Regions from separate parts of the Homo sapiens genome. Here regions 2 and 3 are each linked to region 1. A link is an interaction called in ENCODE POLR2A ChIA-PET data of the cell type or tissue named here. Cell type or tissue: GM12878. All regions are shown on one strand. Each heading gives the region's core, and the rest is flanking DNA. Links, peaks and the distances in the headings are about the cores only.

What was found. ChIA-PET counts read pairs that join two places held together with the same protein. Peaks named below come from ENCODE experiments on the same cell type or tissue, not always from the same donor. Only the 100,000 strongest peaks of a DNase experiment are listed, where the experiment ranks them.
Region 2: POLR2A ChIA-PET joins it to region 1 with 6 read pairs; 3 of 35 experiments call an interaction of 5 or more read pairs at or near these places.
Region 3: POLR2A ChIA-PET joins it to region 1 with 5 read pairs; 2 of 35 experiments call an interaction of 5 or more read pairs at or near these places.

What each region holds. Positions count from the first base shown.
Region 1 is chr2:215,562,235-215,573,245 of GRCh38, forward strand. All of the region lies in intron 1 of LOC102724861 (a long non-coding RNA gene), which reads left to right. Among named protein-coding and RNA genes, the nearest start is that of FN1, 130 kb to the left of the region's middle. In GM12878, for the core only: no CTCF peak of the experiment used is centred there; a DNase peak (open chromatin) is centred at 5,367.
Region 2 is chr2:215,651,903-215,662,913 of GRCh38, forward strand. The region is part of intron 5 of LINC00607 (long intergenic non-protein coding RNA 607); the gene reads right to left. The region is part of intron 2 of LOC102724861 (a long non-coding RNA gene); the gene reads left to right. Among named protein-coding and RNA genes, the nearest start is that of LINC01614, 61 kb to the right of the region's middle. In GM12878, for the core only: no CTCF peak of the experiment used is centred there; no DNase peak of the experiment used is centred there.
Region 3 is chr2:215,670,436-215,681,446 of GRCh38, forward strand. The region is part of intron 5 of LINC00607 (long intergenic non-protein coding RNA 607); the gene reads right to left. LOC102724861 (a long non-coding RNA gene) reads left to right here. Exons shown (of 8, transcript NR_187737.1): 5 at 7,509-7,771. Among named protein-coding and RNA genes, the nearest start is that of LINC01614, 42 kb to the right of the region's middle. In GM12878, for the core only: no CTCF peak of the experiment used is centred there; no DNase peak of the experiment used is centred there.

The DNA of each region.
Region 1 (11,011 bases), core at 2,871-7,870:
TGCAGTTTCAAATATTATTGAGTGAACACAGAGAAATAAATACATCTATAGAAAATGATTAAGTTCCACAGTGTTTTCTTTAGTTCCTATTACATGTTAAGGAGGCAATTACTTTTCCTGACCCAAACAGATTGTAGATAAAAAGGCAGGTTGACATAGTATAATTCACACAGTACTGGTATGAAAGGGGGCCTGATGACAGTCCTGTCATTTTCCCCGCCCATCAGGGTGATCTTGAACAAGTCACCTCACCTCTCATGCCCTCAGCTTCTTCATCTGTCAAAAGAGGGTTGGTCTAAAATCTCTTCCAGTTCTCACTTTTTATAATCTAAATCCACAGCGGAATTGAAGTCAATTTGTGTGAAAGCAGATTATGTTATGAAAAAAAATCTTGTTTACACTATAGAAAAATCTGTTTTTCTCTTATTCATTACACTCCCCACACATAGGATAATTTCAGTGTACTAAACTAAAATTTGTGAAAGTATCAAAAGTTAGGCACCTGAAGACCAAATTATCTGGAAATTTTCATGTGCCAAATCAGTAAGAAATCAATCATGTGAGAGATGTCTCCTTCCAGGGAATCAAACTGAGCCCTTGCCCCAGTGCCCTCCTGTGTCCCTTTTTTAATTGGTAAATATTCATGATGTGTGAAAAATCATGATTCATACCGTACGATCTCAGTCCCATAAAATTGGATGTTGTGCCTACACACAGGATCTAGAAGAATATGTCAAACTATAAACTGGTTGTGATTGTGAATGACTTTGTTCTTTGCTTCTTGTGTTTTTCGGTTTCCTATAATGCACATATTAACTTTTAAAAAATAAAGGTTATTTTAAAAGCCAAAAAAAAAAAAAGAACCAACAAGAAACCCATGGTTAGGCATGTCCTGAGTCAGGTGAGGCTTTGCAAGTTTTGAGATTCATCACTCATGAGTTGACTAATGGTGCTTTTTAATCTCATGCTTTATTTAGCTGATAGCAGCTTTTATACTGAGGTACTGGTTAACACAATAAGTGACAATTTATTATTTGCTTTTAAGTCCTTGAGTATTATTTAGTTTGTTGACAATTTTAAAAGCCTATATATTTCAGACTAAAATCACAATATTGTATGTATTTGTTTAAAATTTTTGAGAAATGGAGGATCATACAATAAACAAAATCTGTCATAATATTTTTACATAAACATTTTTACCATATTCATGTATTTCTCCCTGGCCTTCTTTTACAGGTTTGTTTAATTTTTATATTGATTTTTTACAAAACTGGGATCATATATATATATATATAGATCATATATATATATGATGGCTTCCTGGATGTGTCAACTTGGCTAGGCTACAGGCTTCACTTATGCAAAGAGTACCAGGTATTTCTGGGAAGGGATTTTGCAAATGTAAATGAAAGTCTCTAATTAATTTTAAGTACGGGAGATTACCCTGGATTATCTGGGTGGCCTGACTTATCAGTTAGAAAGCTTTAAAAGTAGGGCTGAGGCTTCCAAAAAAAAACCGAGAGGGCTTTGTAACTGTTCTTTCCTGAGAGCTTGTCCTGTGGATTTCAGACTTACAATTATGTAACCCATTTCCCTATAATAAATTTCTTAGTATATATATATCTGCTTCTCTGGTTGAAACTTGAGATACAATATACAATTTTATAATTCATTCACTGAACATGTTTTCAGTATTTTCTCACATCCCCAATTTTCTGAGACTTTTCATATCTGCATAAGCGTGCATAACATTTTAAGAAGAAAACTATGTTCTTATTATTTTACATTTAAGTGATTTGCAACTTTTATTGCAGATAACATTGAACTGCAGATACTTGTATGCAGATCTTTGTGTCCACAAGAGATTCTTAGATGAAAGAACCTGAGACCCCTAAGCCAAATTCATCTTCAGAAAGGGTGCATCAATTTACATTAGCATTTATATACAGTCTATCACTGAGTACTCTCAATAATATTAAATTTATTATAATTTTTTAAACTTGTATCTCTTTCAAGCAAAAAGGTTACTGTTTTAATTTCCACTATGTGTATGTGCATATGTATGTATATATATGTATTATATATATGAAATATATATGTATTATATATATGAAATATATATATATACACACACACAGACATGTATACATACGTATATGTAATCACTAACTGTTCTTTCTAAAATTGGGGGTGGGAATTTTCACAATGGTTGTATCAGTCAGGGTTTCACATAGAAATGGAAATCATATTTGTGTGTGTGTGTGTGTGTGTGTCTGTGTGTGTGGACAGAGAGAGATTTGTTGCAAATAATTGACTTACACAGTTGTGGAGACTGGTCAGGCAAACCGGAAATCCATAGGGCAGATTGTCAGGAAGGGCAGAAGGAACTCTGTGGCATGAGTTGAGGCTGAAGTAAACAGGTAGAATTTCTTTTTGCTCGGGGAAGCCTCAGCTCTGCTCTTAAGTCTTTTCAATTACCTGCTGGGTACAACATTCACTGTTCAAGTGATGAGTACACTAGAAGCCCAAATATCACCATTATGCAATATACCTATGTAACAAACATGCACATGTATACCCTGAATCTATAAAAATGTAAAAAATTAAAACTTTTCAACTGATTGAATCAGGTTCAGATTGATATAGAGGGTAATCTCTTAAAACCAACTGATTATGCATGTTAACCACATCTACAAAATACCTTTACCACAACACCCAGGTTAGTGTTGGATCGAATAATCAAATTGGTTGAATTAATTGAACTTGGCCCAGCCAAATGAATACATGAAACTAACCATCAGAATGGATAATGTAAAAGAAATGTTCTACTGTCCATGCAACATGCTACATTCTTCATGGTTGTTTTCAAATTGATTTCCAGTTATCATAAATCTTTATTCTTCCAAATCTCATGACCCAAAATAAATGACCTCAGTAGATTAAGTATGAATATGTTGTTGATGTAGAACACCAGGCTTGCAGCAAAATTTTACTTGCAGCCTTCACTCCACCAAATGGAAGGAACATCTACTTTGTAAAAGACACTATTCTGAGTAAGCTCTGTGGAGGATAGCAAGATGAATCTGCCATAAAAAAGATGCATGAGTGGCTGTAACACAGGAAAGATAGTGAAAACACCCTTGATGAGACACATGAAGTGCACTGGATGTTCCAAAGGACTGTAGGTATTTTTGACTGCAGGATGAAGTCAGGTTTCAAGAAAAAGGGGACATTTGGAAAATGAGGGCATTAGAGATATTTGAAGTTGGGCATTTCATATGGAGGACATATTAGTGAAAACACAAAGCTAGGGACTTGTAAGAACTGGTAGGAATGCAAGGTGTTGGCATAGAAATAGTGAGAAAAAGAAAAGGTATAACTAGGCCAGATATCAATGTTTTAGATAGTGCTTAGCTAAAAGATGTGGGCTTTCTTCTACAATCCAGGGGAATTATTGAAATAATTTTGGGCAAGGGAGAGCATCGATCAAAGTCACATGTCAGGACAATGACTTTGGCAGCAGTGTTCCTGGGCCATGGATTGAGGCAGAGTTAGGCTGGAGGCAAGGGGATATGTCAGAGGCTTTTGCAATATTTCAAGAAGGAGGCAATGAAATCCTGAGGCTTGGTAGTGGTAATAGAGAGAGAAGCACATTTGAGAGATAATTTGGAGAAAGAGTACACAACCTATGGCCAGTAAAGAAATCTGAGAGACAAAGGAGAAGCAGAAGTGCACTACACTGCCAAGGTTCAAAGCTTGGTGACTGAGGAGATGATATGGCATTATTAGCCACAACTGAGTATTTAGCTTCCTCCCTTGGAATGTGACCTTAGACCCCTGAATAGGTCTTGGAATGTGACGGCAGGTCCATGGTCAGCTCTAGAATTTCTGAGATCTTCAAGGCATATTCCAAAGTGCGAGAATTCTGACAGAGTATGGAGGGACTCCTGTCTCTTGGCTTTCCCTAGAAGTGAAGCTCTGTTGAAGTCCAGGCTCTTTACTGGACAAGATCTCCCATGGGATTTAGGAAGATTATTATCTCTAGAATGGTGGTTCTTCATTTGATATGCAGATCCCACTCTTGGAGATTCTGATTCACTAGGTCTGCAGTAGAGGCTGTGCATTGAATGCACCATCAACGTGGAAAAATACTGCCCTAGAATCATCCTAGTCCTGAAGTGTAAACCTTATTCCAAAATAGAAGGCCAGAATAGTTTCCTGGGTCTAGCCCATAGAAGGACCCTACCTTTCCATAGCTTTGAAAAATTGTCCAAATCTCTATGGAATTACAGTAGAGTGGACTGAGGTCAGGGAGTATTTAGTTTGGGGTTTTTATGACACTTAACTGTCTGGAAAAAAGGATAATGTAGACTTGTAGTTGGAGTTCATACTCTTTTTTTTTTTTTTTTTTTTTTTTTGAGATGGGAGTTTCTGTTGCCCAGGCTGGTCTCGAACTCCTGGGCTCAAGTGGTCCTCCTGCCTCAGCCACCCAAGTAGCTGGAACATAAGCATGCATCACCACACCCAGCTCTGAGTTCATATTCTTAATCTTTGTATTGTTGAGATTTGGTATACCTTTTAATGTTATTTAATATATTTTTTCCTGAAAGCTAGATTTCCTGAACTAGGGAGTGGTTTATTTAAGCTTAATAGGAGATTATTTTTCACCATCTAATAGGCTATAGACTAGACACAAAAGTATAGTGGTATGGTTCACATAAAAGATTAAGACTCTTAGAATTCAGACATAGATAAAATCTGATTAACTAAACATGTCAGCAATATCTAAGTGCCTGTTTTTTGGAGCATCATAGCTTCTTAGAGGAATGAAAGGTGTATCTTGGATTGTAAATTAGTGTGATCTCTTTGAACCCAGTGGAAGCTAAAATATGATTGCTCCTGCTCTAGAACAGGGTATTTAACATCAGCACTTTTCGATTGGATAATTATATGTTATGGCATATATCTATGCATTGTGGTATATTTAGCAACATCCATGGCTTTTACCCACTAGAAGCTGGTAGCACACCTGCACTCCAGTTGCAATAAATCATCTCCAGACATTGTCAAATGTCTCCTGAAGGGCAAATTCACCCTCAGCTGAGAACCACTGCTCCGGACTATGCCTTTTCAGGCTACAGTCATCTATTTGGTTTACCTAGAGGCCACTCCACTGAGGAAACAGATAGTTCATCAGCTATATATTGTATGCTATTTTATAAATTGTATTTGATTAAAAAGTTGAATATCAAGACTTCCAACTGTCTGTGAACAGATTAGTAGAAGACTAATGGGCAGGCTTTGGGCTATGCAAACACTCAGAAATTGTATGTAACACAGTGAACCGAGATCGCGTCACTGCACGCCAACCTGGGTGATGGAGCGAGACTCTGTCTCAAAAAAAAAAAAAAAGAAATTGTATGCAACATTGAGCATGTATGCAAATATATACCACCCCACCCCTGCCCCCATGCAGATAATTGACAGTTTTATCAGATTCTCATGGGGTTTTCACACCCACACAAGATTTAGGACCTCTGCTTTGTTGAATAAAAAAATCTAGTAGTGTCTCAGAAGAAAAAGAGAAAGGCAGAACTTAGGAGAGGGGAAGTGCCAAATTTATAATGACATTTTGCTTCTAAAAAACAAGCTTCACAGGCTTCCAGCTTCATCCATGTCCCTGCAAAGGCCATTTTCAGCAAACTAACACAAGAACAGAAAACCAAATACTGCATGTTCTCACTCATAAGTGGGAGTTGAACAATGAGAACACATGGACACGGGGTAGGGGGCATAATACACCGGGGCCTGTCGGGAAGTGGGGGGGATGGGGGAGGGATAGCATTTGGAGAAATACGTAATGTAGATGACCGGCTGATGGGTGCAGCAAACCACCATGGCACATGTATACCTGTGTAACAAACCTGCACGTTCTGCACATGTACCCCAGAACTTAAAGTATAATAATAATAGTATTTTAAAAACAGGCTTCATGTGCTTTAAACATTATTTTGATGGTTAGTGGACATGAAAGAAGAATTCCTGGTTAAATAACGCCTCACGCGTGAATTCTTATTTTCATCTTTGTACAGAGTGATAGTGATAGTCTTCTTATAAGAAGCAGAATATATTAATACAACTTAACCAGTATTTTGTGTAAGATACTGTGCTAGGTGTTGAAGTGTCTTAGCTAGGTGTCTCTATAATCAAACAGCTTTTTCATTTTCAGGAAAAGATAGTGAATTGGTTATTTGCCTGTTTGTCCTCATATTCACTTCCCACCTTGTCCCTGCTCTTCTCTGTACTGCAGGGAGCTACATTTCTTAGGCTCTTTTGTCAACTGGTTTTTAGATAGATTTGGCTACCAGGTTGAATGCTTCTAGGTGGAATGGAAAGCACTGGAGACCTGGAGGAGCAGAAAAAACCTGTGTGCGATTGGGTGGCAATTTTAGCTGCAGCTGCATCTCCTCTCTTGCTATAGCTCATGCTAGACAGCGACTTCCCCATGATCCCAGATCCTGCCTGTTAGCCCTAGGCATAGATCTGGCCCGATGGCCCTGGATTCTGGCAATACCACTGTCTTTCATTGTCCCACCAGCACCAAGGGTAAGAACAGCTTTCTACTATTGCTAATCTCTTATTTGCCTCATTAAACCTATTTGTTTTGTCATCTCTTTCATCACATAAATAACATTTCCTCTATTACATTTCTCTCTATTTGAAGTACCTAGAGTGGTTTGGTTTTCCTTAGCAAATACTGAATTATATCACAGGACAGAAAAAGCACATAAATAATTTTCATAAAAGGCAAGTTAAAGGAGGCTCAATGAAAGACAAAGGGCCTTGAGCTTTTAAGGGAGAAGTGAGTATATCTAGATTTGGTGAGAAGCTTGTTGGAAATGCTTCCGAAAGAGCTAACCTTTGAGATGGTCCTAAAAGCGTGGAGACCATACTGACAGCTAGAGCTGGGGAGTATGGGGAAGGAGATGAAAAGCACAATTCCATTCTATGCCGAGGGAACAAAATAAGAAAAGATCTGGCTGGCACGATGGCTCACACCTGTAATCCCAGCACTTTGAGAGGCCAAGGCGGGTGGATCACGAGGTCAGGAGTTCAAGACCAGCTTGGCCAAGATGGTGAAACCCCGTCTCTACTAAAAATACAAAAATTAGTTGGGCACGGTGGCAGGTACCTGTAATCCCACCTACTTGAGAGGCTGAGGCAGGAGAATCGCTTGAACCCTGGAGACGGAGGTTGCAGTGAGCCGAGATGGCACCACTGCACTCCAGCCTGGGGGACAGAGTGAGACTCCGTCTCAAAAAGAAAAAAAAGAAAAGATCTACAAACAGAAAACCAAAATTATTTTGTGGAGAAGAAGTCAGGAATGATATTGATTGGCTAGAGTGAAAGAAACATGTAATGAAACTATCCTGCAGAGAACTGGAATACCAGAATAAGGAGAAAGTACTTAGTTTACTAAGCCCTAGATGTTGAATAAAAGATGACATATTCGGGATTTTGTCAATATTTTTAGTCGTCATTGGTTTCAAAAATTTTCAATGACTGTTTATTGAGTGGCTAGATTCTGGAATACACAGTAGCAGAAAAAACAGCTAAAAATCTCTCACAGATCTGGTATTTTAGTGGGCTTGTTTAATATCTATGAATAATTTTGACCGTCTATAGCTTTGGCTTAAACATAGGATAGGAATGGCATTAGGCAAAGGACGGCAGCCGGGCAGGAAAGGAAGGAGTGCTAGCCATGGAGCATTTACCATAGATTTATCCCTCTTTTTGAAACCCACTCTGAAGTAATTACTAGCCCAAACTAGACCACTTTGTCTTAAATTACAGAGGTTGCCTCCTGTAATATTCAAAGCCTCTTGTGAAAGAAAGGTTCTGACAGGAGTCAGATCAAAGGCAAGACTGAAATAAAACGAAAAGTTGTTCAATCAAAATAAATGCAGCTTTCTTTAATCAAAAATGTTGGTTGCAATTTCTGTCAAGATAGTAAGTTCCTCTTCTTTCGGTAGGATGGTTAACAACAGTGTCAGCTTCAGCCCAACCCGAAAAACAGGCAAAGTTTTTCCTAACACTCCAACTTTCAAGAGGCATGACTTTGCTTGCAGGTTGGTATTTGTCTCCTTGCAGTCTTCAGTGACCCCAAGCTCTAATTTATCTCAGAAAAAAAACCCAAAAAACAAAAAACCAGACCTTTCTATATGTCTTGGAATGAAATTGTATGCATCTAGCCTAAGCCATGAGCGCGTCTTTTTTTTTTTTTTTTTTTTTTTTGGAGATGGAGTCTCGCTGGTCACCCAGGCTGGAGTGCAGTGATGTGCAGTGATGTGATCTCGGCTCACTGCAACCTCTGCCTCCCAGGTTCAAGCAATTCTCTGCCTCAGCCTCCCGAGTAACTGGGACTACAGGCACGCACCACCATGCCTGGCTAATTTTTGTATTTTTAGTAGAGATGGGGTTTCACCATCTTGGCCAGGCTGGTCTTGAACTCCTGACTTCATGATCCACCCGCCTCGGCCTCCCAAAGGGCTGGGATTACAGGCGTGAGCCACGGCACCCGGCCAGCATCTTATTGAAAATCCTGTAATGGCTGCCTCACTGAATTTTCCATTTCTAATCAACTTCATTCTCTTCCAGTATTTTCCCCTGCTATGTTATCTTTACATGCATACATATAATATACACCACACATATGTGTGTATTTATGTATTTATGTGTGTGTACACCTGTATGTGTATATATGTGTGTGTGTATATATAATAATGTAATATCCCATTTTCCCTTTAATCTCTTCCATAGCTTCCCGGAACATTTTTCTATGTTTCCAGCATCATCCTGTAACCCTCTTCATCTTTCAACCCTTTCTCTTGACTAACTTGAATCTCAGCTCTTACTTAAGAGTTCTGTCTTCAGAGAAGTCTTTAGGCACAGCGACTTTCCCCAGCCCTTTGCTAGGTTAGGTCTCCTAGCCCATTGCACTTTCCTATTGCCCCTGTGTGTCTTCATCACTACTCAAAACACACTAACAGTTCACTGGTTATTATGTATCATCCCCCATTCAACCTTAGACTTTGTGACAGCTATGATTGCATTTGTTTAATGAAATCTATATTTCAAATGTTTAGCAGAGTTCATGGCACATGATACATTCCCAATAAATCTGTTTAATTAATAATTACTAGTTATTCATGAAAAATTGCATTATGTTTTTGGAATGGGGTTATGGGCTTCTTCCCCATATCTTGGAGATTTCATACATTGAGAGGTCTCCTACCAAGTTATAAAATGAATTCAGGGAATAAAGATGAGAGCTGCAAACCATTAGCTGAGAATCTGGTGTCTCTGAGTATTTTTTAAAGCTGATTTAGTATTCCAAGTTTTCCAAGAAGATCATGCACTATTTTGAAAAGTGAATGTGTTTCAAATTGCAAATAGATTATATCCTTTAAACTAAAGACTAATGGGTTTTTCTGTATTTTTTTTCTTTAAATGGCTGCATACAGGCCAAATGAAGGATATTGTTTGATTATCAAGCTGTAACCTCAGCAGGTGGTGGTTAGCAGGAAACTTCTGCTATATTATCACAATCTAAACTAGTGCAGCTGTACAAAAAGGGCATTCAGGGTCAAAATTTCTTCTACATCCTCTAACGCATTTGGAATTATCAGCAGAGGCAATGTAACAACAGTAAGTCTTGTCCTTACAACTCAGCATTCTTATGTCCTTCTTTCTCTAAGGAAGACTAAATTTTACTTCTTCTCACCAAAAGCAGGGCAGATGTTTTAATAAACCAATAGTAAAATGAGATGATAGTAAAATTTCTTCTTTGAATCACAGAGCATCCAGGTACTGGAATCAGAACAAAATATTCCAGAATGGGAGTCACTGTTATATAAATGGAACCAAAATGTAATATTAATAATTCCCCCTTTCTGTCCCCTTTCGGGGACAGAGCTGGCCACTCAGTCATGGTGCTCAAAATTGTTTGAGTCTCCTACTTTCACATATTCTAAGGTGCTGTCCAACCACAGAGAGACTTTATCCTCTTCAAGACACACATAAATAAAGACATTTTTCTGAGTAGTGAAATCTTACACAGAGGAAATTTACAGGTTGAATGTGGTCAGAGGTAGAGGTTGGGAATAGAACCCCAGGAATCTCTTTGGTTTTAATGACAGATAGCACTCTTCCCTTCCCTCTAAGGAAATCAGCCTTGGGAAAAATCAAACAAGAAGGCTAGTGTGGCATCTCACTGTGGCTTTTAGAAGGATCCTCTTAAGTGGCATTTACAAAAGTGGCATTCATTTAAATGTTACATCCTCAAGTGAACAGATCTGCTAAAGAGGCATTCACTGATTTAGTAGTGAATGGAATCTTTGGACTTTGGTCAAAGGTACTGAAGTTTGAACTGATTGGAACAATCCCAGCTGATCAGAATCAAACTGTGTTATTCGTGATTTTCTGTAGTTCTCACGGAGGGAAGTTCACACTAAAAATAGTTTAGAAGTTGAATTTCCCAGCCATTATTGTTTTAATTATGGGTCAGCTGTCTGTCCCTTCAGTCTTTTGGAAATTCAGATAAAAGGAATAGAAAAATGGCACATTGAAAATATTTGACCTAAAAGTGGTCAAATTTAAAAAGCTTTCAATTGTAAGACTTAGTAAATTTATTCTTTTATTTCCTCATATTTCCTAAAGTGACTCAAATGTTCAACTAAAAATATTGCAATGTATTGAACTTTAGACCAAAAATTGATTTTTTTCATTCTTTGTTCCCAATTCTGATACATTTTTAATACCAGGATTTCTTTTTCCTCCTCCCAGTAGCTTTACATCTTTAAGTTACTTTATTTTAATTTTGGTGCTAAGAAAAATTACTCTAAAGACATAATGAGATAAATCCTAAGGATGGGATTTGATCTCATCATAATAATATTACCATGAGAGTGAAAGTGAAGTACAACTGTAACTAATTGTATTACTTTTCACT
Region 2 (11,011 bases), core at 4,028-9,027, 91 kb after region 1:
ATCATTTCCTCTTCCTCGCTCATAAGGCAGAGTCTTCTGTAATAATACCCTATTACTTGTGTTTCTCCACCATATCCTCTTTAGTTCAAACGTCTCCTGAAGCCCCCTGATTGAATTCTTCAGTTCCCTGGTCCCTTTAAGAACAGGACCTCCCGTTTCAAGTCAACATCAAGTCCCTTTTGTATTCCACCTTCTGAACCCAGTATTCTGCTCAGCCCTCACTGATCTCTCAGATCATAGACTCAATGGAACGGGACCTCTAGCGTGAGGTCTACAAATGGATAGGGACATTATCTGAGTCTCCCTTCTGGTAGAAGTCAGTTTTCTGTTATACAGTCAAAACATAAAGGTCGGAAATCTTGCATTGGTATTTATGGATTTTGAATGTGTGTGTTACCAAAGACACTAATTTGTAACCCGAAACGATGTTCACAAATGTCTGACGCCTCATATACTTATAATCTAAACAGGTAATAAGGAAGTATTAAACAGCACATAAGTATGAGGCAAAGGAGACTATTTCTGTGTATCAGCCTTATGACCTGAGTCTGATTCCCATTGGTTCTTCTTAAATTCTCCTTCAGGCATCCTGTGCTACATAAAACACTCCATCTGAACAGTCATGCTAGCTGGCCAAGGCAGTGGGTGAGAAACGCCAGCTGCATGCCTCATGTGATCTGTTATGTTATATGGTAAGTTACTTGGAAAGAGCAAGCATTCCATTATGCCAACAAGGGAATAAAGCTGACCTGTCCTGAGTGACTTCAGTGTAGACTCCACTGGACAATTCACGAAGATGATGTAACCAAAAGCAGCTCATTAATCTCATCCTAAGTCTTAAATTCCAAGTCACAGTAAATTAGATTTAAATGAGTTTCCACTGAACAAAGCTAGAGAATAACATTTTACGGTGTATAGAACATTTTATTACTTCAGAATTTGTTGCATTGAGCTAACAGAAAACTGACTTTTTAAAAAAATAATTACATGAGCTCTTGATTGCTCTTACATGGACCACAGCTGAGTTTCAAACTTAGTAAAAAGAATTTGAATCCCCTTTAATGCACAGGTACAGACTACTAGTTAGGAAAGTTATTTGTATATAGTACTGTATTTTAGCAGATTGAAAGTCCATCCCTTAAAACTTCAGACCAGTGCTGTTTAGTAGAACTTTCTGCATTGATGGAAATGTTCTAATATTTATGTTGTCTGATAAAGTAGCCACTAGACACATGTAGTTATTACCACTTAAAATGTAGCTAGTGTGACTGTGGTATTGTCTTTTATATCATTTAATATTAATTTAAGATCGTTTTAATGTCAATAGCCACACTGGCTAGTGGCTACCATATTGGACAGAGCAACGCAGGACCACATATTGCAATGCTAACTGAAATAAATGAGGTTTCAGTCATTGTTTCATTATTAATAGTGGTAATATAGTAATATAACTGAGAATGTGAATATCACAGTAGCATTTACAGACAATTTCACTATAACCATTGGCTTCTCTAAGCAACACTCTGAGGTCAATAGGATAAGTATTATTATCATCTCCATTACACTTGAGGAAATGGATGCTCTAAGACATACTGGTGATTTAAATGACCTGTGACTCAAACTACTTGTTCTTTCTAATGCAAGAGAAACCTGTGAAAGAATGTTGTGACGTTCATGCAGCTTACCAGTAGGCTGACCTGAAATAGACTTCAGAAATGTGGGCAGGGAGAGAGAAGCAGGGAGAAGGAGGAGAGAGAATATAAAACTACACGCCGACACCGGACATTTTTGCAAATAAAAAAGCTAGGTCAACTTTTGCAGAAGCATGTTCTAATGCTGTCAAAGCTAACTTCATGAGCTTCCAACATGGGTGGGGCCCAACATAAGATCCACACACTATTGCTTTTATCAGTGCTCTGCAAGCCATAGAGTTTTTCCTTGTTTATTCTTTCTGCTTCTCCTTTCTCTCACTCTCTCTGCTTTCCATTGTCTCTACCCCTCCTTTTCTCTGTGTCATATGATCTCAAGTCACTTTCCTACATTAAAATGTTATATAATTCTTACATAACAATCTAATAAACTATTGGTAACAGTAAGAGGTTTTCCTTGTCTTAGGAAAATGTGCTGAACTAAGAAAAAAAATCATCTTCTTTAAAAAATTAGCATAATGAAATATATTAAATTGAATATGTGTGGTGGATGATAGCTTAGAAAAAAATGAGTTGCACATCCTGGTGTGTAGTCAGTTTGCAGACTGATTAATGAAGACCCTATAAGCCTGTTTGTGTGATAAGCCTGTGCAGTGGGCACTCTGCTAGAGAGACAGGACCCATGTCACCGAGAAAGACCCCAGTACTGCTGAATAGCTTATATTTTATACATTTACATTGGAAAGGCAAACGTTTAAATTGGCCCGTCTAAAACCTAACCCTGTGGTTTCGTGGATACTAGATAATTGAAAACAGAACTTCAGTGCACTAAGTCCACCTCTTCTGGGCTCTTGGCCATAACATGCTCCAATCGGAAAACACTTGTTTTAAAAGAAGTCTCTTACACAAAAGCGGGATAAAAAGAGAGACGGAGAGGAAGGAAAATTGTCTTCAGTATATTATAGCAAACATACTTGTCACTTGATAAAATACCATTTGCTCAGGTTGCTCTTCTGTGAATAACATTACAACTATCCAAATAATAGTCAAGGCTCCTAAACCATCCAGCCAGCTTTTGCAAACAGCAGAGGAAGAAAGCCACCTGAGCTTGCAGAACTGGTGCCACTAAGTGCCAATCCCCACAAGTGAACACAAGTTCATGAACTTAGGGATCCTGGTTGAAGAAAGTTGCTGCTGCAGTCAAACAATAACATCAGCAAGGATTGATTTTAACTCAGATGAGTAGTATGCACTATCAACAATATAAAGGTTGTTAAATGTTAAAAAAAAAAAGTAGTCAGAAAGTAGTAGGCAGAAAGATTTTAAAAAGAATATCTACTAATGTAGGAGTGGAAAGGTGTACCACCTTCTTCACCCTTCATAAGGGTAGTGGTCAATATCCTATAACATAAAACAGGTTAACAAGAGAAAATCATAACAAATTTATTTAATTAAAAATTTTTATGTAATATGGGAGCTTTGGGAAGAAGATCTAAAGATACAGAGAAAACTATTCATGTTTATGCTTAGGTTTGATGGACAGTCCTGTAGAAATGTGATTGGACAGAGGATATGGTCTAACCCAGCAGGGCCTGCCCGTTCAGCTTCTTCTTGGCCTCTCTGTGTAGCATTTCTTCCTCCTGGGTCTGACAGGACCCCTCTGGAATGAGGGTCTTTAAGGGGGAAGGGAGAAGGAAGAGAGTGACCTTGCTAGGTTTTATGACTTGCTTTGGGGAAGATTTCTAGTTTCTATGATGTGCCTTAGGGGAAAGGAATTCCAGCTTCTGTGACTTGCTTTGAGGAGAATTTGGGCAAGAAACAGGAGGGTGGGTGAGGGACAGAAAGGCCTTGTGGCTAAGGCCTTTCCAATCTCCTTCAGTTCAATCTTCTTCCGTTCAGTATTCAACATGTCAAGGCACCGTGCTTTGGGGTATTATGTCCTGAGCCCCAACGTAAGATGTTTACACTTTTGATTGTAAATGCCAGCAAAACAAAACTTCATGAAATATGTAAATATCATGTGTGCTATTTCAGAGATGGAGACAGAAATCAACTTAAAAATTGTCAGATATATTGCAATATAGAATTACTTCTCTTTTCTGTTATTTATTTTAAAGAAATATTTTTGTATGTTATTTTACTGATTTTATTTCCATAAAAACATGGAAACTTCAATGTTTTCATATTTTGCAGAGTTTCATTTGGGTATTTTTAATGGCATGTGAGAGAGAGAGAGAAAGAAAGAGAGAGAGAGAGAAAATTAACACACTGCATTGGAATTCTTTTTATATTCTTCCCCAAACTCTTTTCCTCTCTCCTTCACCAGGTGTAATTATAACGAAATGGGTATTCTTCATTTGACATTTTAAGTTTTTAAACTAAATATATACATAGCCATAACACAGATAGTAGTATCATGGTATTTTATGTTATTTTTTTAGAGACAAGATCTCTCTGTCTGTCACCCAGGCTGAAGTGCAGTGGTGCAGTCATAGCTCATTGCAGACTTGAAATCCTGGGCTCAATGGATCCTCCTGCCTCACTCACCCTCTCTGGTAGCTGAGACTAAAACCTCACAACACCACACCAGACTAATCATTTTTATTTTTTGTAGAGACAGGGTCTTGCCCTGTTGCCCAGTCTGGTCTTGAACTCATGGCTTCAAGTGATCCTCCCACCTAGGCCTCCCAAAGCTCAGATTACAGGTGTGAGCCACTGGCTATAAAACACCACACAGCCTACTGGGGTATTCTAAACTTGACGTCATATTGTATTTATCCTTCTGCAACTTGATTTTTGTTGCTCTGTTTTTATATTTGGTGAATGTATTCACCTTGATAATGTAACTCTAGTTCATCCCTTTTAATTACTGGTATAAGTGAGCCATAATTTCTTGAATCATTCTCCTGTTGATGGACATTCAGGCTATTTGGATTTTTATTTTTGTTACTGCTAAGAGTGCCACAGTGAACATCCCTACATATATTCTTGCATACATTGAAAGGGTGTCTCTCCTAGTGCCTCAAATTGCTGGATTCTAGGGTGTGAACATCTTTAGCTTTACCAGATCTAGATACTGCTAAATGCCATCCAAAGTGTTTATCTGGAATTCTTCATACCTGTCCCTTTACAGACCACTCAACACAGTGGCCGTAGTGACCCTCTTACAACATGTCACATCATGTTACCCTTTGCTTGAAACCTTGAAATGCCTCCCCACCCTATTTCACTCAAAACAGCTACAGGGCCCTAACTGACCTCACCCTAGCGCTGCCCTTGTTACCTCTTATGTCCCCTCTCTTTCTGCTCCTCAAATACTCCAAGCATTCTCTCTGCTTAGGGTCTTTCTTCCAGCAGTTTGCTCTGCCTCACATGCTGTTCTCTCAGACCCCACTTGGCAAAATCTTTCGCCTTCCTTGAGTTTCTGTTTAAATCTCACTTTAACAATGAGCCTTGCCATGACTACCCTCCCCGCATGCTCAATTGATGTTTTCTTGCTTGAATGTGTTTCTTTCGCAGTACCAGTACCTTATAATGCATTATGTAGTTTGTCAGATTTATTGCCTAGTGTCTCACCCATCTAGACTGTCAGATCCATGAGGGCAGAGATCTTTGCCTGGTGTGCTCATCGATGTATCTGGATACCTACAATGGAATCTGATGCATGGTAAGCATTCGACCAGTGTCTGAGAGAGGTGACTTTTGTACCTTTGTGATTTCACATTATGCTTTGCAGGGTATTATCCAAAAGAACATATGATATTTTGATTGGTAATACATGAGGACTATGATTTGAAAAAAGACTAAAATTCAGCCCCCTAAGGGTAGGGCCTGGATATGTGTTCACCACTCTATTCTTTGTGCCAAGAACAGTGCCTGGCACATAGCAGATGTTCAATAAATGTCAAATGAATGAATGGATGAATGAATGAACAGAGATTTTTTGAGAAGGTTACTTGATAGTTTGGAAGTGAATTATACTGGAAGATGAGTTGGTTCAAAGGTTTGTGATTCAGGCATGCCCATCAGACAAAGCAAGCAGGTGGTAACTCCCTATTTTAAGTTTACCTGTTGGGCCATAAATTTCCCTGTTTGAAATCTTTTACTCTTTACAGTTTCCCTATTGTTGGGGAGTAAAATGATGGAAATTTGTTCAATTGAACATACCCTTTTAGAATGTTTCTCATATTTGCCTCATGATTAGAATCTCTCAGGTGAGTCTGTTAAAAATACAGATTCATGGACCTAATTCTTAAATCAGAAACTCTGGGAGAAAATTCTGAGAACAAACCCAAGAAACTGTTATGAAACTGTTATAGTCAAGTGAGTTAGGAAAACAATAGGATCCTTGACAGAACAAAGAACAACAGCGTGCCTGAAATGTCAACAGGAGGAAAGAGCGCCTGTTATAAACTGTGTTTTAAATAATGTCAGAATAGCTGCTAAACGGCAGAACCACATTCTGCATTTGAACTGAGTCTTTCCTCTTGCCTACCTAACATGGTCATCAGGGTCTTAGGGAATTTGGGGGTGACTCACAACCTTGTGTTTATGAATTAGTCATTGAAAACACAACCAGAAGAAGGCAGGCCGTCCTCAGCTATTCCTGAGATCCTGATAGTTTCCATCTCATGAGTTGAAGAAGCAGACAGTGGGAAGTAACGTTCTGGGCTAATCAGCAAAAGAGAAAAGAAATATTATGAAACACAAGGAGAAAGAAAAAATTATTTTATTATTCCAGGTTCATTTTATCTTTCTCCTAATGTAGAAGTCTTTCTTTATATGGGAGTCACTTGGTAAAAGTAATTCATCTATTTAATGTATTCTTCCAGATAGTGACATGTGTATCTATAATATAATAGATAGTGACATGTGTATCTACAGCCTTTAAAATGTAATGTTTATTCAAGAGGAAGGGGAATTTATCGAACTCTTCAGTATGTTTCTATTCCATTGAAGTTGCTGGTAAATCTGGTTAGTGGCTGTACTTTTGGTACTTCAGATTTCAAACATTTGTATTTCAACTCATCATTCCGGAGTATTTCCAATAGAAGACATTTAATTAAAACTTATGGTAAAGTACAGAAAGGGAATTTGGTGAGAAAGAGACCTATAATTTGATCAAATGAAAACTCTCTCCATTTTTAAATTTGGCATACATTTTAGACACTCACGTGTTTTGTTTCTCATTTTGGCAACTGAGTTGAATTTGGCTGCTGGGGTGAGAGGGAAAGGGGTAGATTAGAGACCCTGTGGGATGTCACAAGTCTTTGCCAAAATCAGCACATATTTATTAAGCGGTGGGCATGAAGCTCCCCATCTGTTAGTTTTCTCAAAGTGCTGACAAGAACATTCCGATTTCCAGCTTGAATGCTTTTTTAAAAAAATTTCTTTTCTCAAAAAAAAAAAAAAAAATTTCTTTTCTCCATTTACTCTGACCAAAGGGCTGTGTTAGTGTTCAAAGATAAATGGAAAATGATGCTTGAATTTTCTAATTTGTCATTGTAAGTAATGGAACCACCCAACACCTCACACTTATGGATATTTTTGCCAGCTTGCAAAATATAGGTGAGAGCCACCCAATTCTACCTCCTTTTAGAATTGGGTGGCTCTCATCCAATGAGGAGCTAACATAATTAGCCTTTTATTGCTCCTCATCTCCCTGTTATGGGAGAAGATCAGACTCTGCTATAAACAGACAGATACCCCTAAGGTCTCCAGCAAAGGAAGTCGAAAGGGGAGACCTTTAGATCTGTTGCTTGCTTCCTTTCACATGGAAAATGTACAACTTTACTTTCAGAAATTAAATATTTGGGTACAATAGGGCAGGCCAGGGCATGATTTCATTTTGATTCATTTTAGGGCTACATCAGTTAACTCCCTTTATGTTATCTCACTAGTTCTGCTTCTCTCCTCTACCCATACCCATTTTCATCCTAGCAGCTTGCTGGTGCAAGCTCATTGGTCTCAGAAAGTCTCCCTCAACCTCTCAGATAGTGCCTGTGGAATCCTATAATTCTCCTTCATAAAGTTTTGCACAGTTCTAATTGTTTAGTAATTTTTTGTAATAACTTTTTAAATATCTGTGATAGAATTCTAAGATGGCTCGTAAGATTCCCATCCCCTGCTATACAAGCGCTGTATAATCAATCCCCTCCCTTTGATGGGTATGACCTGAAATCGGATGGAATGTCACTCCATGATTACACACCATTATGTGGTAAAGATGAAGGCATTTTGCAGATGTAATTAAGGCTCCTAATCAGTTTCCCTGAGTTAACCAAAGGGATATTATCCTTGGTGGGCCTGACCTAATCAGGTGAGCCTTTAAAGCGGGGCCTAGATGTTCCCTGAAGTCAGAGACACTCTCCTGCTAGCCTTGAAAAGCAAGCTGGCATGAGTTTTATAGCTGTAAGGAGAATTTCTGCCAGCAAGCAAAGTTCTTGTCAAGGAAGTTCTTCAAACTCCCTAGTTTGGAGGAAAACTCAATGCCTCCAATGAGACAGCAGTCCTGGTCACTGCCTGTTCTCATCCTCCCCAGGCCCTGGCCCGAGGACCCAGTTAGGCTATGTCCAGAATTCTGTTCTACAGAACCGTGAGATCATAAATGTGGATTGGTTTAAGCCACTAAGATTGAGGTAATTTGTGACATAGCAATTGAAAACTTGAACAATACTTCTCCTCCACATGAAGGCAGGGTCTATGTCTCTTATTCACTGTGTGCCCAGTGATTACCACATTATCTGACATTGAAAAACTCACTAAGTATTCACCAAAAGAAAGACTGATTGACCTTAATTAGTGGGCAGGTTCAATAGATTGGGAGTCAGCAAGTATACATCAAATTTTCAAGAAAAATTTCATGAGAATAAAATAATCACCCAGCATGAATGAGCCTGGCTCTCACTTTCTAAGTCACTATCCTGCCCAAGGAAAGGGACCAGGTTCAAACAGAGATAAAGGGCCTTTAATAAATCTTCTTCAGATTTGTATCTGCTTTTGGGTGAGTCTGATGAATTTTAAATTTTTCTCCAAAACCTTTCTGAATTGACTGAACCTTTTGAATAGTAACATACCTTCCCACTACCACCCACCACCACCCCTGGCAGACTACCTGTTCTGCCTCATTGGACTCTGCTGCCTGCTGGGGAAGGTCTGGACCATGGACGCCGGGCAAGTCATCCAAGCAAAGCCCAGTGAAGTTCCAGGATGGGCTCGTGACTCAATAAGAGGCAGTGTTTCTCCCTGAATCAGCCCCAGCATGGCCACATCTGAAGGAAGCATGGTTGCGAGCTCAGCCACTGCCTGGCTGCCTGTGGACACATGGATCCTGCACTGTCTCGGATGAGAGGACACCGTCTGCTGATTCACTTGCACCTGGGGTTTCGTGGGTGGACATCTGGAAAGGGCCTCTCTTGCTAGCTCAAGTTTTATTTATCTAAAATGATCTTTTAAAAATCATTTTACGTGTCTTCAAAGTGTCTGGACATGGTGTGGAATGTGGTTTATTCTGTCCACATGGCAGCAGGCTCTGTGTTGTAACTTGCTGAGATTTTAGGTCTGCCATCAGTATGCAGACTGACACCAGCTTTTACTGAGTAGCAATGTAGAGCCCTTGGGAAAAACAGGAGAAATGAAATAGGAGAAACTATTGTGCCAGATGAAGCTCATATTCAGGTGACCTAAATGCACCTTTCTGGGAATACACAAGGCACTATGTCTGAAGGGTCGATTCAAGATCAAAATATGCATTCAAGTGGATGGTTTGAAATGAGATTTGTTTGAGATAGCTAAAATTTGTCTTCTGTGCTTAATACTTTACAAAAAGTTTTATATACAATAGGTCCTGCATCTCACAACACACTGTGAGGTAGGGAGGATATGTAATCTTAGCCCTGTTTTCTGTATGAGGGATGAGATAAGTGCCAGGATGTTATGGGAAGAGACCTGGAACCAGGTTTGGGTGTCAGCTCTGCCATTTGTTGGGAAAATTAACCTTTAGGAGCTTCTAGTTATCCACCTACAGAATGCAGTCAACAATCCCTCCCTAGCAAGGTTATTGCTAGGATAATCAGAATGTGTGTATGAAAGCATCGAGGATTTTGACCCGTGATAAAATGCCCAGTTAATTTTCTTGAATCTAAGGCCCAGAGATGTTTAGGAATTTGTTGAGGGGACTTAGCTTGTAAGGGAAGGACCTGGGACCCAAACCAGGTCTTTGATTCTGAATTCTTTTGCCAGCCTCCAGAACTTTGATCTATTAAAGCCTTTTAAATGAATAAGGTTCACCCATGACAGTTATATTCCCCATGGACTGAGGACCCTTTAATAAGTCTTTGATTTTCTGTTTCTTTGTTACTGACGTCCCTCTCTCCAGTCCCTTCTCTACTTCAGCCAATCTTAAATACCACTTTTCCAGAAATCTCTTTCCAGATGTTGAAGATATATCATGAAATGAAAGAAGCAGGTTCAAAAAATACATGTAATAGGAATTATGCCGTTCTTATTAAAGACAAATTAGGTAATTATAGGCGGAAAAAAGATATGAGATCTACAGGAACATATTAACAGTGGCTGTGTTGAGTGGGGAGATTAGAAGCAATTTTTATTATAATTTCTGCTTTTTTAGAGTCCCCAAGCTTTCTACAATAAATATACATTGTTTTAGTAATAGGGGAAGAAGTTTCTCATTCTCTTTAAATGTCTCTAAACTCTCCCGTGAACAAAGTCAGACCTTTTGTCTCCAGCTGGGTGTAAGTTACCAGCTGCTGTGTCCTTGACCTGTACATTCACTGCATCCCTTTCAACCCATATTCTTCTACATTAATCCATAGGCTCTAAGAACCTAAAGCTTTCTAAACAACTCAAGTCATGGAAACAGCTGTCGGCTCCTTCAGTATAGGTGCCAAATCCTTCCCAGAGTTAAAGTAATAATTCGGATGCCCACCTCTAAATACAAGAACTCCTGACATGTAAGGCATCCTTCCTAACTAAGCCCTTCAGTATTTGTCCACTCTCTTTCACCAATGTCCACTTACAAATTATGCATCATTTTTTTCCGCCTCCTGGATTGCAGACTCCCTGAAGGAAGGAATTGATATGTCCATTTTCTATAAATCTCAAGAAGATCACGTGTTTCTTTCTGAGCATCTAAATGTGTTTATGAACTGTGTGGGTAAATTATGCCTTGGCAAATTAGCAGATTGAAAGTGTTGAATCTCTACATGCCCAGACTTGTAAATTTTGCCACTATTAACTTTTAATACATGTTTTAACTTTTTTTTTTCCTCTTCAAAACTTGGGGTAGTATTTCTCACTGACGACTTCCTTAAGCCAAATTTAACATTTTATAGCTCCAACTG
Region 3 (11,011 bases), core at 3,747-8,746, 110 kb after region 1:
CAATTTTACTGTGAACCAGTATCTGAAAACAGTAAAACTTTTGTTTCTAGAAAATAAGCACTTTTAAAAGTGCTGAATGCATAAAGGGAGGTTTTGAAGACTCACCTCCCCCAGGACTCACATCGTCTGAACAAGTAATCAGTTTCTGCAACTACCATTTGCTCGGTCATCGTTTCTGAGTTTGGTGACAAGGGAGGTATTACCAGATGAATACAGCAGTACTCTATTACCCAATCTTTTGGGTTATTAGGGTTGGTGATAAATTGCTCACAGTAGGAGTTGTCTAGCCTCACCTATCAGTTACTGAAGTCACAGAACGGTGTGATAGGCTTCAACTCTAACTAGAGTTTCAACTTCTGCTACTACTGTGTCACTTTGATCAGGTCACTTCAGAGATTTTGTTCCTATTTATCAATAAGATGCAGAAAAAAATACTCCTCACTTTCTTACTCTACAAAAACAATGTGAAATTGTTCATGCATATACTTATGTAGCTTCCTGAAATAATCTGTGCACAAATATGTTCCTTTGCCCTATGTGCCTACCGTCTGACATCATTAAAAGATCTGACAGCCAATGTTAGAACCACACTTTACCAGCTGCATTAGCTTTTCAGTGCCTGCCATACCCATTCCTTGCTGTTTGAGAGTTGTCATGTCTGATCACCCTCCTCTCTGTTAGTTGACATCAACTCTGGCCCGTCCTTCACTTGCTAAATTTTACCTCCTCCCCATTTTTCCTCCAACCAGTCAAATGAGCTTAATGAATTTCTAGACTAGTGCTTCTCAAACTTTAGTGCGCAAAATAATAATAGAAATCTTGTTCAAGATGATTCCAGTGCCCCACCCCCAGATTTTCTGATTCAGTAGCTATGGGGAGTACCTGAGAATTTGCATTTCTAACAAGCTTCCAGGTGATGCTGATGCTGATGCTGATGATCGTTCTGAGTAGAGCTGGCCCAAATATGGAATCTACTCATGAAACTATTGAGGAATGAGAGCGGAAGGTTGGGAGGAACTGAGAGAAGGGGAGATGACTACAAGTGGGTGGTAAATATTCAGAGCCAAGAAATGACTAGTAAGAAAAAATTGAAGGTAAAGAGTTCTATTATGGAGTTTCCTGGTGTAGTGGACTGCACAGCTGATATTCTGCTGTGGTTTTCCCAGTATGGAAAAACAAATGAACACACATGTCTGACTATATAATTTGGGAACAGTATAGAAGTCCTGACTATTACTCTTTTTACTGGACATCATTGACTCCAGAATGTCCAAGAATGTCATAATGAAATAATTTTTTCGGACACTAGCTGTTTAACAAAGAAGTGAACCAGTCAGGTACAGTGCCTCACACCCATAATCTTGCATTTTGAGAAGCCGACGCAGGAGGATTGCTTGAGGCTAGGAGTTCCAGATCAGCCTAGGCAACAAAGCAAGACCTTATCTCTACAAAAAATTAGAAAAATAGCCAGGAGTGGTGGCATGCACCTATAGTCCCAGCTACTTGGGAGGCTAAGGCGGGACGATAGCTTGAGCACAGGATTTCCAGGCTGCGGTGAGCTATGATTGCACTACTGCACTCCAGCCTGGGTGACAGAGAGACACCTTGTGTCTAAAAGAAAAAAAAAAAAAGATTTAGAAAAATTTCCAAAATATAGTAGCATCCATGATCTCAGAAACAGAAGTTTTAAACAAAGACTTTAAGCAACTGTTATAACTATCTCCCATAAAGTAAAAGTGAACACTAAATAAATGTATGGAAATTTTTTTTTGTATTTTTCCAAACATTTATTTGTATGCATAAAAAAACAAATACAAATTGTAGAATTTGAAAACAATAATATCTGAAATAACTCACTGGACAGGCTCAGTAACATAATGGGGATGATGGAGGAGTCAGTGGATTAGCAGGCAAGTCAACAAAAATTATTCACTTCATCCAAATTATCCAAGAACAGAGAGCAAAAAGCTTTATAAAATAAATACAGCCTCAGGAACCATTGGGGAAAATATCTAATGTTTGTGTCACTAGAGTCATAATTAGAAAAGAGAAAAGTATTAGTGTAGAAAAATATTGCATAAACCATGATAGAAACTTCCCAAATATGGTGAAAGGCATACATTCACAGATTCAAGAAGCCCAGCAAACCCCAAACAAGATAAACTCATAGAAAACCATGTCCAGATACATCAAATTTAAACTTTTGGGAACTGAAGATAAAGAAAAACGTGTGAAAGCCACCAGAAAGGGAAAACATGACACATTACATATGGGGAAAAACAATTTGAAAGATGGCTGATTTCTCATTAGACACTTTAGAGGCCAGAGGAGAGTGTCACAACATTTTTAAAGTGTCAGGAAAAAAGGGACTGTCAGTTCTGAAATTATCATTCAGGAATAAAGGCAAAATAATTGCCTTCTCAGATGAAGGAAAACTAGGAGACTTCATTATCAGCAGGCGTGTTTAAAAAAATGCTAAAGGAAGCTTTTCAAGGTGGAGAAAAGTGATAACAGAGGGAAACTTGAAACTTCATAAATGAAATAAAAGCATAATAAAGGGTAAATATCTTGAGAAATAGACTGATTTTCTGCTTTTAAGTATTTAAACATGTATGATTATGGAAAACAAAAATTATAACATTATTTCACAGGGTTCTCAATGTATGTAGATGTAAGATATATAAAAACTATAAAATAAAGAAGGGAGATTAAAGAACTCAATATGCTTGCAAGGTTTCTACATTTTCCTTGAAGTGGTAAAATATTAATTCTAAATAGACTTTGGAAAGTTAGGTCTGTATATTGTAATTCTTTGAACAACCACTGAACCATTGAAAAGTAACACAGTGATATAGTCAAAAGGCCAATTAATAAATTGGAATTAAGTACTGAAAAATATTCATGTAATCCAAAAGAAGTCAGAAAGGAGGAAACAGAAGAAAACAGAGAGGATAAGCAAAACACAAATAATCATAGATTAGACTTACATTCAACCATATCAATAAACACATTAAATGTAAATGGTTTAAACACCAGTTAAAAGACACAAATTATCTTATTGGATAAAAAAGAGACCAAACTATATGCTATCTATCAGAAACCAATTTTTAGCATAATGATACAAATATAAGTTAAAAGTAAAAGGATGGAAAAGGATATACAATGTGAATGCTAATCAAAAGAAAGCTTGAGGAGCTATGTTAATATCAAAGTAAACTATAGAATAAGGAATATTTCTAGAGATAAAGAGGAACATAAAATAATGATAAAATGGTTAACTCACCAAGAAGATACCAGCTCTAAATGTGTATGTACCTACAAATAGAGCTTCAAAATACATAAAACAAAAGTGGATAGAATTGTAAGGAGAAATTAGCACATCCACAATTATAGTTGGAGACTTCAACTCAGCAGTCAATAGAACATTTTACAGACATAAAATTAGTAAATATAGATTTATGGAAGACCCAACACTATTGACCAACTTGACCTGAATCGCATTTAACCAATCTCTGTACCCAACTATAGCAAGATATATATATGTTTTATAAATGAATTATTCTTTAAGATAAACCATATCCTGGACCTCTGTAAAAAAAAAAATCTTTAAAATTTGAAAAATTTTAAATCATTTAAATTATGTTCTCTGACCACAACCAAAGTAAACTAGAAATAAAACAAAAAGCTATCTGTAAAATTCCTGAATATTTAGAAATTTAACCTATGCCTCAAAATGGAAGTCTCAATGGAAATTAGTAAATATTTTGAACAAAATAAAATGGTAAAATATAAAACTAAAATGTTTAAAAGAAATACAAGAGACTTTGAGTCAGGTGAAAAGTCCTTAAGTACAACGCCAAAAGCACAATTTATCACAGAAAAAAATTAATAAATGATCTTCACTTTATCATTAATCCATGCTGATTGTAGCTCTAATTCAGGGTTTCTCAACCTTAGAATTATTGACATTTTGGACCAGATACTTCTTTGTTGTGAAGGGTCGTCCTGTGTATCATAGGAAATGTAATAGCAACCTTGGCCTCCACCCACACAATCACGAGGTGCCAGTAATATTTCTTGCCCAATCCCCCCCGAATAGTAACAACCAAAAATGTCTCTAGATATTGCCAGTTTTCCTCTGGGGAAGGTAAAATCATCCCCCATCCCCTGGGATAAAAACTATTGCTGTCATTTTTTTCATTTTAACTGCTAAATATCTTTTCTTTTTCCTCTGGAAGGAATTTGGGTTGTTAAAAAATTTTCCTATTGCAGACAATCCTATATAAATCTTTATTCGTGTGTGTGTCTGTGTGTGTGTGTGTGTGTGTGTGTGTGTGTAGTGTGAATACATGAGAATTTCTATTATGGAGTATATACCTCACAATAAAATTGTTGGGCCATAAAAATGTGCATCTTTTATTTTGGTAGATAGCACCATATTTCTTTTCAAAGTGGTTGCACCAATTATGTTCCTTCCAGCAGATGAGGAGTGTCCACTACTTCACCTACCTGCCACATTTTGTATCATCGAATATGGCAGATGCATGAAATAGCATCTCATTTGTATTTTTCTGATTTTTAGTAAGCTGAGAATATTTTTGTGTGTTTATTGTCTATTTGACTTTCCTTTTCAGTGAATTACCTGTTGATGTCCTTTTAAATTTTTTTTCTTATTGAAGGTAGTTCTTATATTCTGGACACTAATTTTTTGTTAATTACATGCATTGCAAATATACCTTCAAAGTCTGTGGATTGTCTTTATCTTTTATTTATACAGTCTTTCAATGTACAAAAATTTAAATTCTTTATATTATCCGCTCTGTTTTCTTTGAGTTTTTTATGTTTTCTTTAAAAATTCACTTTATTTAGGGTTATAAACATATTCTCTAATATTTCCCTCTAGAAATTTTAAAGCTTTGATTTTTGCATTTAATATACTTGTAATTGAATTCTATGAATAGAAAATATTCAATTTTATTGTTTCATATAGACAACCAATTGTTCTAGTATCATACATTGCATTGTATATACTTTACCACTAGTCAGCAATGCCACCCCTGTCGTTTAATTCTACTCTATTCTATTCATGTATTTGTCTCTTCTATGGCATTACCAGACCATTTTAATTGCTGAAATTGTATAATACATTTTCATTTAAGTTATTGCAAGTCCCTCTAATATGCTTCTTCTTCTTTCCTTATACCCTTGTTATTTTTATATGTATTTTTAAATTGGGTTATCACATACTCTCCACAGAATTTTTAAATGGAGTGATTGAATTTGTAGGTTAATTTGGGAAAATACAACATGTATATAATATGGTGTGTTCCCATAAATATTTTTTAAATCTCTATTTACTGAAGTGTTTGTAATTGCCTTTAAATAGAGTTGTGTAAGTTTATTTATAAATCTCTAGCCCAACTTGTGTTAGGTTTGTTCCTAAGGTTTTGGGATTTTTGAAGCTATGGTAATGTCATTTAAAAAAATTAAATGTTCACTCTTTGCCACTAGTATAAAGGATAGCAATGTGGGGTGTTTTTTTTTTTTTTGAGATTATATCCTGTAATCATGTTGCATTCTGCAATTAATTCTAATAATTTGTCAGTAGAGCTTTGTGGATTTTTGGTATGTAAGACTGGTAGTTTTATTTCTTTCTTCCCATTACTTATAACTAGTTTTTCTTGCCTTTCTCTAATGACTATGACCTCTGAATAATGTATAATGGAAGCTTTGATAACAGGCATCCTTGTCTTATTTCTGAATTTAAGGATTTAATTTTCCTATATTTTATTATTAAATTTTACCTTTCCATAGGAGAGGTACCCTTCCTCAAGTAAGGAACTCAGCCATACTTCAAGTTAACTAATTAATTTTACCCAGGGTATAAAATAAAATTTTCAATATCTTTATAATACATCTCTCTCCACAGGCTTGTAAGTAGGTCTGTTTTTCTCTTAGATAGTATCAGCCCAGAATGCTAACCTCATTTGGAGGAAGAAAACAGTGCATAAGATATGACAGAATTAGAAGATGGGGTAGCTCAGGGTTGTTTATTGATCTCTCTCTCTCTGTCTCTCTCTCTCTCTCTGTAGAGACGGGGTCTCACTCTGTTACCCAGGCTAGAATATAGTGGCACAATTATAGCTCAGAGTAACCTCAAACTCCTGGCCTCAGATGACCCTCCTCAGCCTCCCAAATAGCTAGGTCTACAAGTGTGCACCACCATGCCTGGCTAATTTTTTTAATATTATTTTTTGTAGAGTCAGAGTCTCCCTATGTTGCCCAGGCTAGTTTCGAACTCCTGGCCTCAAGTGATCCTCCTGCCTCAGCCTCCCAAAGTGCTGGCATCACAGGTGTGAGTCACCACACCTGGCCTCATATCTCTTTTTAAAAAATAATGCTCTAAACAGATAAAGCCATTATAGCCTGCTGTCTATTTGCAGAACAGGTTAAAAATATTTAAAAGAACATTGGCATAACACTCAACTTGTTTAAAAATCTATAATAACTACGGTTTAAATGAAAATAAAAACAGCTAAGTATCAGTCTCAATTTTCTATCTATGGTTCACAAGCCTAGTTATACATTAAATCATCTTAGGAGTTTTAAAAAATATTCATGTCAAGATCCCACTCTAATTTAATTGTTAGCCCTAAGGTGGGTTCCATTCTCTGATTCTCTCTCTCTCTCTCTCACTGCATAATAACCTTTGTTTATACAATGTCTTGATAGTACCACGTCTTTCTTTTTCCACTCCTAAAATGGCCATTAAACTCAATTATAGAAAGATTATTTTACTAACAATTGAGCAAGGGGCATGTTCAGAGCAAACCCTTTTTTTCCCAAAAAGGCCCATACAAAAATATGTGTATAACTAATGATAAATCCATCACTAGAAAAACATGTAGCTTCATTTCTTTACATCAGAAAACCCCAAGCAGTAGAGCCTGCTTGCTGATGAAGTGGATCCTCAGTAGAACCAGGCACCCACCTCCATGGCTGACTTTCATTGGCTCTGCGCAGCGCTTTATCAATAGCACCCTTTCTGTTCCTATCTCCTCCCCTCTCCTATCCTGCTCTACCTCCATCCAGTGACTCAAGTGTTAAGGGAAATTAGAAGGAGCATGTTTCCAAAAAGGGTAAAAGCAGTAAATTTATATGAAAGACAGCATGTCATCAGCATTGCCAAAAAAAAAAAAAAACAAAAAAAAACCTCAAAATAGCAGATGGGTTGGCCAAAATAAAAAATATACCTAATTGTTGGGTGTCATGTAAAACTTCCGGAATGTCTGAGGTTTTCTTATCCCTGCCTTTTCGAAATTTTGGTTTCCTGCAGGGTATTTCTCTTGCTTTTCAGCATTCTCATAACTTCCTTTGGCAACTTCCAGATTTCTTTTTTAATTATGTGTGTGTGTGTGTGTATGTGTGTGTGTGTGTGTGTGTGTGTGTGTGTATATATGTGTATATATATATATATGACTTGCAGTGACTGCTTTCCCTTTTCACAGAAACAAGTCAACATTTTGATTTCAAACATCAAAAAAGGTGTCCAGAAATCTCAAGAATTTGAGACATCCTAAGGAACTTTAAGTGCTGTGAGCCACAAGTAACATCAAGAAAAGACAGGGATGAAGAACCGCACTTACAAGCTAAGTAAGATTAAACCCAGCATGGAGATATATGAATTAATATGAACTCTGAGAAAGAAATTGGTCAGCTAAAAAATATATGGCTTTCCTGAATAGACAAAAGAACAAAGATTTTCCCTTTGGTATGTAACCTGTTTCATTTAGTCACTTATATTTTCTCTGAGTGTGAGATAAATGTTATGAAAAAATTTGTTTTGATTATGCAAGAGAGGATTGTTTACCTAGTCAGGTCAAAACTGGAAAAAAGAACTGCTGCTTCATTATACATCCCCCACAACTTCATAGAAAGTGATTTTAAAAAGAGGAAAACCAAAGATTTATAGAGTTGGGTGCCCATCTTCATGGCTGACTTTCATTGGATATATATATAAAATAAGTATGAACATTAAAGTTCATCTAGCACCCCCCCCAAAAAAAAACTGGATAGACATTTTTCAAAAGAAGACATACAATGGCCAACAGGTATATGAAAAAATGCTCAACATCACTGCTGATCAGAAAAATGCAAATTAAAACACAATGAAATATTATCTCACACCTGTTAGAATGGCTATTATCAGAATGATGAATGATAACAAGTGCTAGTGAAACTGTGAAAAAAAAAAGGAAACCCTGTATATTGTTGGTGGGAATGTAAATTACTACAGCTGTTATTAAAAACTGTATTAGGGTTCCTCAAAAAATTAAAATTAGAACTACCATATGACCCAGCAATTCCATTTCTGATTATATATCCAAAGGAAATGAAAACAATATGTCAGAGAGATACCTGCTCTTCCAAGTTCATTGCAGAGCTATTCACAATAGCTAAGATTTTGTATCAACCTAAGTGTCCATCAACAAATAAATGGATAAAGAAAATGTGGTATTTAAATGAGAATTAATAAGACCTAGTATTTGATAGTACAACAGGGTGACTATAGTAAAAAATAATTTAGTTGTACATTTAAAAATAACTAAAAGAGTATAATTAGATTGTTTATAACACAAAGGCTTGAGGTAATGGATACTCCATTTACCCTGATGTGATCACTATGCATTGCATTCCTGTATCAAAATATCTCATATACCCCATAAATAAACACACCTACTCTACTATGTACACACAAAAATTAAAAATTAAAAGAATATGCCCTATTTAAAAAAAAGAAAGAAAACGTAGTATTTAGACATAATGGAATATGACTCAGCCTTGAAAAAGAAGGAAACCTGTTATTTGTGACAACATGTGAACTTGAAAGACACTGTGCTAAGTGAAATAAGCTGGACACAGAAAGACAAGGTTGAATGATATCATTTATATGTGGAATCTAACAAGTAGGATACATAAAAGCAGAAAGTATAATGTGTTTTCCAGGGGTAGGGAGGTCAGGGAGAGAATAGGGAGATGTTGGTCAAAGGGTACAAATCAATGAGACAGGAAGAATAAGTTCTAGAGGTCTGCTGTACAGCACAGTGCCTATGGCTAATAACAGTATATTGCTTACTTGAAAAATTGCTAACAGAGTATATTTTCAATGTTCTTACCTCAAAAAAATAAGTATGTGAGGTGATGCATATGTTAATTAACTTGATTTATTCATTCTACTATATATATACATATCTCTCTCTCAACACATCATTTGTATACCATACATACATAGAATTTTTTGTCAATTAAATAAATTATTTAAAAAAATAAAATAAAGTTCATCTAGCTGGGTGTTTCCCAAAGTTGATTTTAAAAAATAAATAAATATGTTTATGCAGGTATGGCAAAAAGTGAAATAATGTGAATTATTCAAGTTCAGAGAGGTCAGGTGACTTTCCTGGGATCACACAGAAGACTCCCATCTCCTGCAACTCAGTCTGGTTTTCTTTCTGTCGCATTACCTGCTTAACAATTGTTCTTTAAAATGTTGTGTACAGTAGATATTATTTACATCCTTAGTGTTTTTATGTTTCCCAATTACAATGTGGGTAATTCAATTCTTTCATCGTTAATAGAAATTAGATAAGAAGAAGAATCTGTAAATTTCTGAATTCAATTTTATAAAGTACATTAGAAATATTAAATATCTAGAATTGTAGCATTTTGAAATTATGTAAAAACATAATTATTACAAAATCATGAATGGAAATTCAGGTCCTTTACATTTTGTGGGCTATAAATATTCAGAAAAATTTTAGAAGTTGATGTTCCTCGATGAGAACACATGGACACCTGGGAGGGGAACAACACACACTGGGGTCTGACGGCGGGGGCGGGGGAGGGAGAGCATCAGGAAGAACAGCTAAGGGATGCTGGGCTTAATACCTAGGGGATGAGTTGATCTGTGCAGCAAACCACCATGCCCCACGTTTACCTACGTAACAAACCTGCACATCCCTCACATGTATCTCGGAACTTAAAATGAAAATTGATTAAAAAAAAAGAATAAAAGTAGAGATGAAAGAAATGGATGTTCCTAAAAGAAACAACAGATACCTTTTAAAATACACTTTCAGTATAACTAAGTACCTTTTCAAGTTGGTTAAAAAATTCTAAAAGTAGAGTAGTCAAGTCCTTAAGTAACATGAAGATCCTATCTACAGTTTAAATAAATGTTCAGTCATCCCAACAGGAACAAATCATAAAGAAAATGTAAAGAATATATCAAATTGGCTAAATGCATTCTATATTCGTAGTGTACTCACTGAAGCATTGTTCGTGGGTTTTTTTTTTCTGATTCTTACCAAGCCTACATATTTCTTTTTAATTTTTTCTTTTTATGTTTCCCAAGTTTACAGTTCACATAAAATACCCACTGAAGCAGAGAGAAAAGTGAAACAAATATTTCACAGCTCTTTGGGGATTTGAATGGGTTTTTACAATAAAACCTTGATTACTCAAAGAGCACAGGAGTGCCTGAAACCTGATAGAAGGAACAGAGAGCAGGCAGTTCTAAAGGTGCCAAGAGAGACTCAGAACCTTGTGGAGTTGATGCACTGGCCCTTCAACCCTGGAACCCAGGCCAAGCACCAAACCAGGAAGGGTCCAAACAGCCCTGAACATGGCTATCGTGGCCAAACAAACCAAAAAAAAAAAAGTCACTTGGAAAAGATGTGCAAGGTTGTGGTTTCCTGATAAATTAAGATGACACAGGCAGTACCACAGGGCTTCCTTCATTACATTATTGTGAAATCTGGACTCAAATAGAATGAGGCAAACCCACAAGTTAAAGTGTTTTTAAAGTGGCTCAATAATCACTTTGAAAACAGAACACCCTTTCAGTCAGCATGACTGGAACTTTGATCAACAAATCCCCAAGAGCCACAACCCGTCTTTTGTGAACAAGTAGTATCAAGGTGGGGGTGGGCTTGGAGTGCACTGGATGCTTTTC